Linked DNA regions of Homo sapiens: region 1 is linked to region 2. The links are chromatin contacts, found by Hi-C or POLR2A ChIA-PET in ENCODE. All regions are on one chromosome and are shown on one strand. The core of a region is the stretch at or near the end of the contact, and the rest is flanking DNA. Distances in the headings are between cores, read along the strand shown.

Region 1 (4,787 bases), core at 566-3,065, 300 kb before region 2:
CAAGGGCCGCTCAGAGGCCAGGGCTTGGGGCAGAAAGAGGTTCCTCCGGGCTCAGGCGAGGGCAGGCAGAGCCCCAGTGGCATTTGAGGAGCGGCCTGAGGAACGAGAGCCCACGAAGGAGACGGGAAGTCCCGCTGGATGGAGGGAGCCGTCAGCGCTGGGGGCAGCCAAACCGTCCAGAAAGACAGTGGCCTCAGAACACTGTGCAACAAGAGGCCACCAGGGCAGCCCCCCTGCTGGAAGGGGACGTGCTGATGTGGGGAGACACTGCCTCCCCAAGAGCGTGGACAGGGGGCCATTCAAACCAGTCAGCCAGAGTGGTTCAGGGCGAGGCCCTTTAGTGGTCCCAGAGGAAGCAGAGCCACTGAGGTTGGGAGCCCAACCTTCCAGCCGTGTGGGCAAGTTTTGCTCTCTGTGCCTCAGTTTCTTCTTCTATAAACAGGAAAAATAATAAGACAGCGGCTGTAAATCACCACGCAGGTGCTTACCCAACAAGAAGGCTGACAAAGGCCATGGGGGGTGAGTCATACCAGCTACTTAGGAGGCTTAGGCAGGGCAACATAGCAAGACCCTGTCTCAAAAAAACACAGGCTCACATCTGTAATCCCAGCACTTTGGGAGGCTGAGACGGGTGGATCACTTGAGGTCAGGAGTTCAAGACCAGCCTGGGCAACATGGTGAAACCCCATCTCTACTAAAAATACAAAAAATCAGCTGGGCATAGTGGTGCGCCCCTGTAAGCTCAGCTACTCGGGAGGCTGAGGCATAAGAATCACTTGAACCCAGGAGGCAGAGGTTGCAGTGAGCCAAGATTGCACCACTGCACTCCAGCCTGGATGATATAGTGAGACAGAGGGCTGATATGAAGGAGCCATATCAGGGGGAGTTTAACGGTAGAGGAGGGTGGAGGGAAGAAGGGGCTGCAGGGAGGAGGCAGAGGGGCCTTAGGGGCCATCTTCTGGCCACAGGTGGAGGAAGGCTTCATCTTTGACCTGATGGAGAAACATCTCAGGGGGGTCCCGCCACCCAAGTGGGCTCTGCCTCCCCAGGAAAGACCCCAGGTTTTCTGCTGACTTGGGGTGAGGGTTGAGCTGGAGCCTGGAGGTTTGTTTTGGTGGCTGAGGGCCCTGGAGAGGAGACTAAGGGTTGGTCAGCTCCTGTGAACTGGGAATACCCCACCTCCACCAGGTAGCCCCAGGGATCAGGGCTGCTGGTCTTTTCCAGCTGCCTTGGGGTGGGGTGGGAAGAGGGAAGAGGGAAGGAAGGGCATCTCCCCTGAATGGGACCCCAGGAAGCTTGAGTCTCTAGGACCTAGCTTAGCCCCAGGTAAGAGCCAGGACAGGGCCTGGAGGGCAGAGCTAAGGGGACTCTGGGAGTGTGTGTGGGAGGGGTCCTTTGGGCCTATGGCTAAGGAGAGCAGGGTGGGGGGGTTCCCCTCTGCACTCTCAGGGGAGAGAGCGAGAAGGCTGGTGTGTGGACAGGGAGGGACACGCAGGCAAGAGGGGCCAGGCTGCACTCTAGCTTGTTGGGGTAGCAGTGGGCTGACAGTGACCTGTCCCTCATCTCTGCTTTAGGGGAGCCCCTCCCTGGGGCCCCTGCAGAGCCATCACCTGGCCCAGGCCCTGTTCTGGAACTGCTGGGGGTGAGGAGGGGGCATCTGGCCTGAGCCCTCTGCCAGCATTGATTCCAGCTCCCTCCACCTCCCTTGCGCCCCCAGGTCAGCCCCAAAGGCCTGGCTGCAGGCCAGTCCACTTCCGCAGGAAACATTAAATTCCTGAAACACTGAGCTCCACTTCCCCGCACGGGCCCCCACAGCTGGCCGAGGTCGCCTGCAGGGCGGTGAGCCCCCAGAGACTTCGAGCAGCCGGTGCCAGGTGCTCGACCCGGGAGGCTCCTAGGAGAGCCAGCTCAGACAGATCCCTGGGCTCACCCCCACACACTGTGAACACCCTGTGTGCACCCACCTCCCATCACACTGATGTACACATACCCGAACATGCCCACACTGTCACACTGTTGTTAATAACAGGATACACTCATGACCTCCATTCTTGCCAAGCACTGCCTTAAGCACATTACAAAGTTAGTTTAACTCAATCCTTCCAACAGCCCAATGAGCTCTGAGGTGGGTGCTATTATCCCATTTTCCAGATGGAGCAACTGAGACCCAGAGAGGTTAAATGATATGTGAGGGGTCACACATCTGTGGCTGGCAGAGCCAGGATGTGAACTCACGTTGCCCAGCTCCACAGCCCAGCCACGGCACCCCATTCGGAACACTCACTTCCCAGCACTGGGAGCTCCAGCCTGGACGCCCGCTCTGGGCCCTGCCTTCTTGCTCCATCTCAGCCTCGCCCTGGGCTACAGCTGCCTTTCTCCCTGCAGAGGAGAGGAGCAGGTGGAAGGGATCCAGGCCTGAGCCGTTCTCAGCGTTCCCCTAACCTCTCTGCCCACCCATCCCTGGGACGCTCTGGGAAATTGCCTGGTGCCAGCTCTGAGTAAAGTTGCAGAATGAGGTTTAATTGTGCCCCCAGGGCACGAGATCAAACAGCAAAAGAAAGGGGTGTGAGCTACCTGGCATCCCTGGAACTGTGCCGAGACTGAGGTGATGAAGGAGAAGGTGGCCTTGGTTTGTCCATCTGTAAAATGGGGAATGATGGTCCTCTCTTGATGCCCGCCTGTGAGCACCAGGCAGCTGGTGCCTGAGGAGCTCCTGGCGTGGGCGATCAGAGCTGCCAAAGATGGGCCCTGTCCTCCCGGCCAGCACGCGGCGTTTTCCTCTGTGGGAGGGTCGCTGTCCCGGTATTCCAGATAAGAGGGTGGACGCCAGAGAGGGGAAGGGGCAGGATCTCACAGCCGATGAGGGGTGAGCCCGGGCTGGACCCAGGCCTGCCTGAGGCCGCGCCTCTCCTGCGCGGTGCCCTGGCGAGGTTGGGCTGCTGGAGCGTTTCCTCCATGCCTCCCGCTGCGCCCCGGTTGTTTATCTGCGCCCGGGTCCCCAGGGTCGCTCGCGAGGCCCTGCAGCCGCCCTCGGATAAACAAGCCCATGCGGGGCCGTAATTAAGCTGGATGCGCTAACGAGGCGGTTCATTAACCAGCTGGGGTTTGCGCGCCAGGAGACTCGGGCCCGGGCGTCGGGCTCACCTCCCCGCGCGGCTGGAAGACCCAGACTCCAGCTACAGATCTGATCACCCTGTAACAAGGTGGCCTCGGTTTCCTCATCCGCAAAATGGGTCCTAGGGTTTGCCGCCGCCCCGTGATGGGGCGCCGCCTGGGGAGGTGGGCCTTGGGATCGCACCGACGCTGAGGCCCGGGCGGAGGCAGCGACTGGTCGCGGGCCCTGCAGCGCGCCCGGGACAGGGCTAGGGAGGGGCGTCGGGGAGGAAGCTTCCCCGTCACCCCGGCTCGGGCGGCGGTTCCTGTCCCGGCGGCCCCCGCCTCCCGGAGCCGCCCTGCCTGGGCCCTGGCGGCGCGGCCTGGAAGGGACAGGGTGGGCCGGGTGCGCCCCCTGCCGGCCTCCTTGCGCGACTTCCCGCCAGGCCCAGGGCCGTCCCGCTCTGCGCCTCGGTTTCCCCAGATGTGAAACATTCCGGGCGGGGGTGGGGGCAGCGGCCGCGGCCGGAGGCCACGGGGTTGGGGCGCGGCTCCGCATGGGTCCTCGCATCGCCGAGGGGCTTCTCGGGACTGAGGGTGCTCACCCCGGGGCCGCAGCCTTGCCAGGCCAGCTCAGTCGCGCCCGCCCTTCCCGCAGTGGACGGCTGCATTCATCGGGCCGCCGGCCCCCTGCTTACCGACGAGTGCCGGACCCTGCAGAGCTGTAAGACTGGCAAGGCCAAGATCACCGGCGGCTATCGGCTCCCGGCCAAGTGTGAGTCCCCGACGCGCCCCCAGCTGTGGGGCGCAGACAGGGCGCCCGTGTGTCACTGGGACATCAGGGGTGCGGCCCCCACAGGAGTGCTGGGGAACTCCTCAGGGGGCCCTTCTTAACCTTAAGGGCCAAGACCCGGCCCCCACCCCGCACACCCCAGGAAGCACATGGGGGAGACCGTGCGTGGAGGCTGAGGATGGAGCTGGGGGGCAACGCCTTCGCGCCCACACTCGCGCTCGGGTCTCAGCCGGGCCCATACAGATGTGGGGAGGGGGCGCGGGGCTCTGTGCGCGTGCGGATTCGGGCTCGAGGGGGCCCACAGGGGTGGGGGCCTTCGCGGAGGAGGCTCAGCGCTTGGGGGGAAAGGTGTTTCCTGCCCCCTTCTGCCCAGGCCGGCAGGGGGAAGCGAGGGAGCTGAGGACCGCGTAGACCCCCGCCGGTCTGACCCCGTCGCCCCCCGTAGACGTCATCCACACAGTGGGGCCCATCGCCTACGGGGAGCCCAGCGCCAGTCAGGCTGCCGAGCTCCGCAGCTGCTACCTGAGCAGTCTGGACCTGCTGCTGGAGCACCGGCTCCGCTCGGTGGTGAGGGACGGCCCGCGGGGGAGGGCGGGAGGCGGGGCGCAGTGACAATGTTCCAACCCCCTCTCACCCCTCCCCGCCCAGGCGTTCCCCTGCATCTCCACCGGCGTGTTTGGTGAGTCTGGAAGAAAGGCAAGGACCAGGAGTGGGCGGTGGACCCAGACGCCGGGAGGGGCCGGGGCGGACAGGGGAGTGGGCGGGGCCAGAGCCTAGGACTCACTCCCGCCCCACCCGCCTCAGGCTACCCCTGTGAGGCGGCCGCCGAGATCGTGCTGGCCACGCTGCGAGAGTGGCTGGAGCAGCACAAGGACAAGGTGAGTCCTGGGCCCGGGCGAGG
Region 2 (4,841 bases), core at 1,437-3,936:
CCTAAATACTGAACTTTACATATTAACTCCCTTTTATCTTGCAATTATAAAAATATTTTCACAAATATTAGAAATATATTTAAGCTAGAAGATTGCTTTAAAGGACAGGGCTATAGCTATAAGTACTAATTCATGAAAACTATTTAGTTTCAAATATAAAGCTGCTTTTTAATTATATGAAAATGAAGTACCACATCTACTCCTACAAATTAAAAAATTGTCCTTTCCTTATTTATTTATTTTTGAGACAAAGTTTCACTCTGCTGCCCAGTGCACTGACATGATCACAGCTTACTGCATCCTTGACCTCCTGGGCTCAAGTGATCTTCCTGCCTCAGCCTCCCGAGTAGCACTGACTACAGGTGTGCACCACTACGCCCAGATAATTTTTTATTTTTTTCTGGAGACAGGTGTCGCCATGTTGCTTAGGCTGGTCTTGAACTCCTGGGCTCAAGCAGTCCTCCCACTCAGCCTCCCAAAGTGCTGCGATTACAAGCATGAGCCACCACACCCAGGTCTAAGTGATACTTTAATCAAGGGTAGCTCTCTTGCTCCTGTTTTTGCCATGTGACATGCCTGTGCCCCCTGTGTCTTCTGCATGATTGGAAGCTTCCTGAAGCCTCCCCAGAAACTGAGGAGCCTCCGGCACTTTGCTCCCTATAAAGCCTGTAGAACTGTTCACAAATAGAGAGAAATTTTACTCTCTGGCTCATACCCTGAGTTTCATTATACTTTATGTAGATGATTTAAATAAAATATGGGACTTTTTAGCTGATTAAATTTAGAAATTGAGATGTTAAAAGATATTCTAGAATGAGCTATCAAGACACAGAAAGACATGAAGGAACCTTAAATGCTTATTGGTCTGTGAAAGAAACCAGTATGAAAGGGCAACATACTGGCCCAGTCCAACTATATGACATTCTGGAAAAGAGCTGTACATTTGATATCAGGAAAAAAACAGAAACAACAAAATGATATCAATACTTCAAACAGCAAGGGTTTAGAAAGTATAAAAATTTGGAAGAGAAGTACTGTAAGAAACAAATTATATATGAGCACTAAAAGCTGAAAATTCTTTTTTTTTTTTTTTGAGAAGGAGTCTCGCTCTGTCACCAGGATGGAGGGCAGTGGCGCAATCTCGGATCACTGCAACCTCTGCCTCCTGGGTTCATGCGATTCTCCTGCCTCAGCCTCCCGAGTAGCTGGGACTACAGGCGCGCACCACCACACCTGGCTAATTTTTTGTATTTCAGTAGAGACAGGGTTTCACCATGTTGGCCAGGATGGTCTCGATGTCCTGACCTCGTGATCCGCACGCCTCAGCCTCCCAAAGTGCTGGGATTACAGGTGTGAGCCACCAAGCCTGGCCTGAAAATTCTTATCAGGATACACAGTGACCAATGAAGAAGATCAAATAAAAAATAACATTTCAATTAATCCTTTACTTCTCAGGAGGCTGAGGTGGAAGGACCATTTGAGCCTAGGAGAGGGCAGTTGCAGTGAGCTGAGATCATGCCACTGCACTCCAGCCTGGGTGACAAAGTGAGACTCCATCTCAAAAAAAAAAAAATAAAAAGGATGGGGGCAGGGAAACAGGTCAGGTGAGGTGGCTCACGCCTGTAATCCCCACACTTTGGGAGGCTGAGGCAGGTGGACCGCTTGCGCCCAGGAGCTCAAGACCAGCCTGGGCAACATGGTGAGATCCTGTCTCCACAAAAAATTAAAAAAAAAAAAAATTAGCTGGGTGTGGTGGCATGAGCCTATAGTCCCAGCTACTTGGAAGGCTGAGGTAAGAGGATTATTTGAGGCCAGGAAGCTGAGGCTGCAGTGAACCGTGATCACACCACTGTACTCCAGCCTGGGCAACAGAGTGAGACCTTACCTTAAAAAAAAAAAGTAAAAGAATCATGTTTTCCTATCTCTATGTTTCCAGATGGATCCATTTCTACATGCATTTACTATCAACATTAAATCTCTGCCAATGATGCGTTTAAATCCCAACAAACCTGAAAAACCAAATACTTCAAGCCCAATGCCAAAGAAGAGCCTATGAGCATGCCAGCTGTTTGCCTTTTCACCTTCACCTAACACCACTCCCTCCTAATGGAAAATTTCAACATGCAAATTGTTATGCAGATGCAGAACACAGATAACTGGTAATGGCTGGTACAATATTCCATGAGGTTTCTAACTTACAAAACCACATTGTATTCATATTCTGTATTTGTGTCACAGGGAACTGAACCCCAGAATGATCTTAATCCTCAAATGCCATTAATGAAACCATTTTCATTAAGTAGCGAAGTCCAGGACCTGTGTTAGTACTGGTAATACAGTGCCCACAAGTAGCTGAAAATCAAATATGCACCAGTAAAACTGTATGAGTTGTGGGAATGCAGCAGAGACAGCCACTATGGTAAATTAAGAATGTTTCAGAAGAGGTGGTAAGCTTGGTTTTAAAGATTTAAGTTCATGAGGTGAACAAGGAAGGGAAAGGCATTCTGGGGAGAAGGAACAATTGGCCAGATTCCAAATGGCTTTAAATGCCATGTAATCTGGATTATATCCTTTGTGTAATAAGGAATCACTGAAGGTTTTTAAGTAAGGGTGTGACAATATCACGTGTTTTAGAAAGAACTCTGGCAGCAGGGTAGAGCATGGACGGAACTGAAAAGCTACTGCATAATCTTGGCAAGAGATAAGGGCTCGCACTAAGGCAGTGAGGATGGGAATGAGAGGACTGCTGACAAGAGAGAAGACAGGTCTTGAGACCATCTGCCTGGATGTTAAAGACTGGAGAAGTAAAAGATCACTGAGGGACTAAATGAAATGCCATGGTTGGGAACACAGAAGGAATTCTTTTTTTTTTTTTTGAGAAGGAGTCTCAGCTCTGTCGCCCGCCCAGGCTGGAGTACAGTGGTGTGATTTCAGCTCACTGCAACCTCCGCCTCCCAGGTTCAAGTGATTCTCATGCCTCAGCCTGCTGAGTAGCTGGGATTACAGGTGCATGCTACCACACACGGCTAATTTTTGTATTTTTAGTAGGGGTTTTGTATTTTTAGTGGGGTTTCACCATGCTGGCAGGCTGGTCTCAAACTCCTGACCTAAAGTGACCCGCCCACCTTGGCCTCCCAAAGTGTTCGGATTACAGGCGTGAGCCACTGTGCCCGGCCAGGAATCCCTTATATTATTAACTTTCAATATAAAAAAGTTGCCTAAGGCATATATAAGTGGCAACTGTTGAACAGGCAGTGCAGTAATAGGGACAGGCTCAGGAGAGAGGTAAATGCTGTAGATAAATATCTGGGAATTAACATTTGGGTGAGAACTGACACCACTGCAGTGAATACCTTCATCCAGGAAGAAATACAGAAGTTTTACAAAAGAATCTTGAGGTATCTCAATATTTAAAGGGGCCAGTGGTAGGAGCTCGGGAGCAGGTGCTGGCAGTCAGTCGGAACAACCTCTCCCAGCCTTGCCTCATGTACAAGACAGTATCTGGAGTCAATGGTTCCTCAGTGATCTTAGATCATGTTAAGTTTCCCAGGTATGCTGAGATTGGCCACTTGATCTTACCAGATGGCATGAAGAGAAATTTTAAAATATGTGTATTTAAAGGGGATCAAGAAAGAAAGACCAGTGAAGAAAACAGAAAGAAGTCAAGAAAGGAAAAAATGGTGCCATTTGGAGAATGCTTTAGAGAATGGTTAAGAGTCAAAGCCATTGAATGGCTAAATTAAGACTATGAAAAACAATCAGACGCAGTAGCTGATGCCTGTAATCCCAGCACTTTGGGAGGCCAAAGCAGGTGGATGGCTTGACCTCAGCAGTTTGAGACCAGCCTGGGCAACATGGTGAAATCCCATCTCTACAAAAAAATACAAAAATTAACCAGGCATGCTGGCTTGCTCCTGTAGTCCCAGCTACTTGGGGGGACTGAGCTGAAAGGATCACTTGAGCCCAGGAAGCGGAGGTGGCAGTGAGCTGAGATTGAGCCATGGCACCTGGGCAAGAGTGAGACACTGTTTTAAAGAAAAAAAAAAAAAGACTATGAAAAGGGTCACAGAAATTAATTTCGCATTGATGACTAAAATGAGAGTGGTAGAGGGGGAGGGAACAGACACTGAAGACTGAGGAGTGAAGGTAAGTTTAAAAAACACTGAAAACAAAAAGTATGGGAAATACGGGTGATAAAGGGAAGAACTAAAAACTGGGCAGCAGCTATAGGGAGAGGCAACGTTGAGGGAAAGTTTTTTAGAAATGAAAATGACAAGTATATTTACAGAAAGACAGAAAGGAGCCAATGAAGAAAAAAGTCTGAAAATACATAAAAAAGAAACAATTTTTTCTGGAACAAAGCCCACAAAATTGCTAGAAGATATGGGATTGAAAAAGCACAGGTGGGCCGGGCGCGGTGGCTCTCGCCTGTAATGCCAGCACTTTGGGAGGCCAAGGCGGGCAGGTCACCTGAGGGAAGGAGTTCAAGAACAGCCTGGCCAACATAGTGAAACCCTGTCTCTACTAAAAATACAAAAATTAGCCAGGCGTGGTGGCAGGTGCCCATAATCCCAGCTACTCGGGAGGCCAAGGTAGGAGAACTGCTTGAACCCAGGAGGCAGAGGTTGCAGTGAGCCAGTATCGCACCATTGCACTCCAGCCTGGGGGATAAGAGTGAAACTTCGTCTCAAAATAATAATAATAATAATAATGAGCTGGGTGTGGTGGCACATATCCCAGCTACTTGACTTGGGAGGCTGAGGCAGGAGAATTGCTTGAATCTGGGACACGGAGGTTGCAGTGAGCTGAGATGGAACCACTGCACCCCAGCCTGGGCGACA

Evidence for each region. A loop is a pair of places that touch in the nucleus more often than their neighbours do. ChIA-PET counts read pairs that join two places held with the same protein, here RNA polymerase II (POLR2A). Pooled maps may share reads with other maps.
Region 1: a map of posterior vena cava shows a loop between it and region 2 (8-fold over the local background). The contact joins two enhancer-like sites. A Hi-C loop is called at or near these places in 1 of 168 maps with a recorded cell type or tissue (posterior vena cava) and 1 of 50 pooled maps. POLR2A ChIA-PET finds 5 or more read pairs at or near these places in 3 of 52 experiments (K562, WTC11 and activated CD4-positive, alpha-beta T cell).

The regions. Positions count from the first base shown.
Region 1 is chr11:63,999,308-64,004,094 of GRCh38, reverse strand. It overlaps MACROD1 (mono-ADP ribosylhydrolase 1), which reads left to right. Exons shown (of 11, transcript NM_014067.4): 5 at 3,752-3,868; 6 at 4,332-4,453; 7 at 4,535-4,565; 8 at 4,691-4,764. Among named protein-coding and RNA genes, the nearest start is that of OTUB1, 15 kb to the right of the region's middle. RefSeq lists enhancers at 3,025-3,532, 3,545-4,480, 4,481-4,787 and silencers at 3,218-3,797, 4,448-4,687. Within about 2 kb of position 1,815, at least 4 of the 41 ENCODE cell types and tissues checked have a DNase peak (open chromatin) inside an H3K27ac peak, as active enhancers do.
Region 2 is chr11:63,697,341-63,702,181 of GRCh38, reverse strand. The region is part of intron 1 of RTN3 (reticulon 3); the gene reads right to left. Among named protein-coding and RNA genes, the nearest start is that of RTN3, 18 kb to the right of the region's middle. Within about 2 kb of position 2,686, at least 3 of the 41 ENCODE cell types and tissues checked have a DNase peak (open chromatin) inside an H3K27ac peak, as active enhancers do.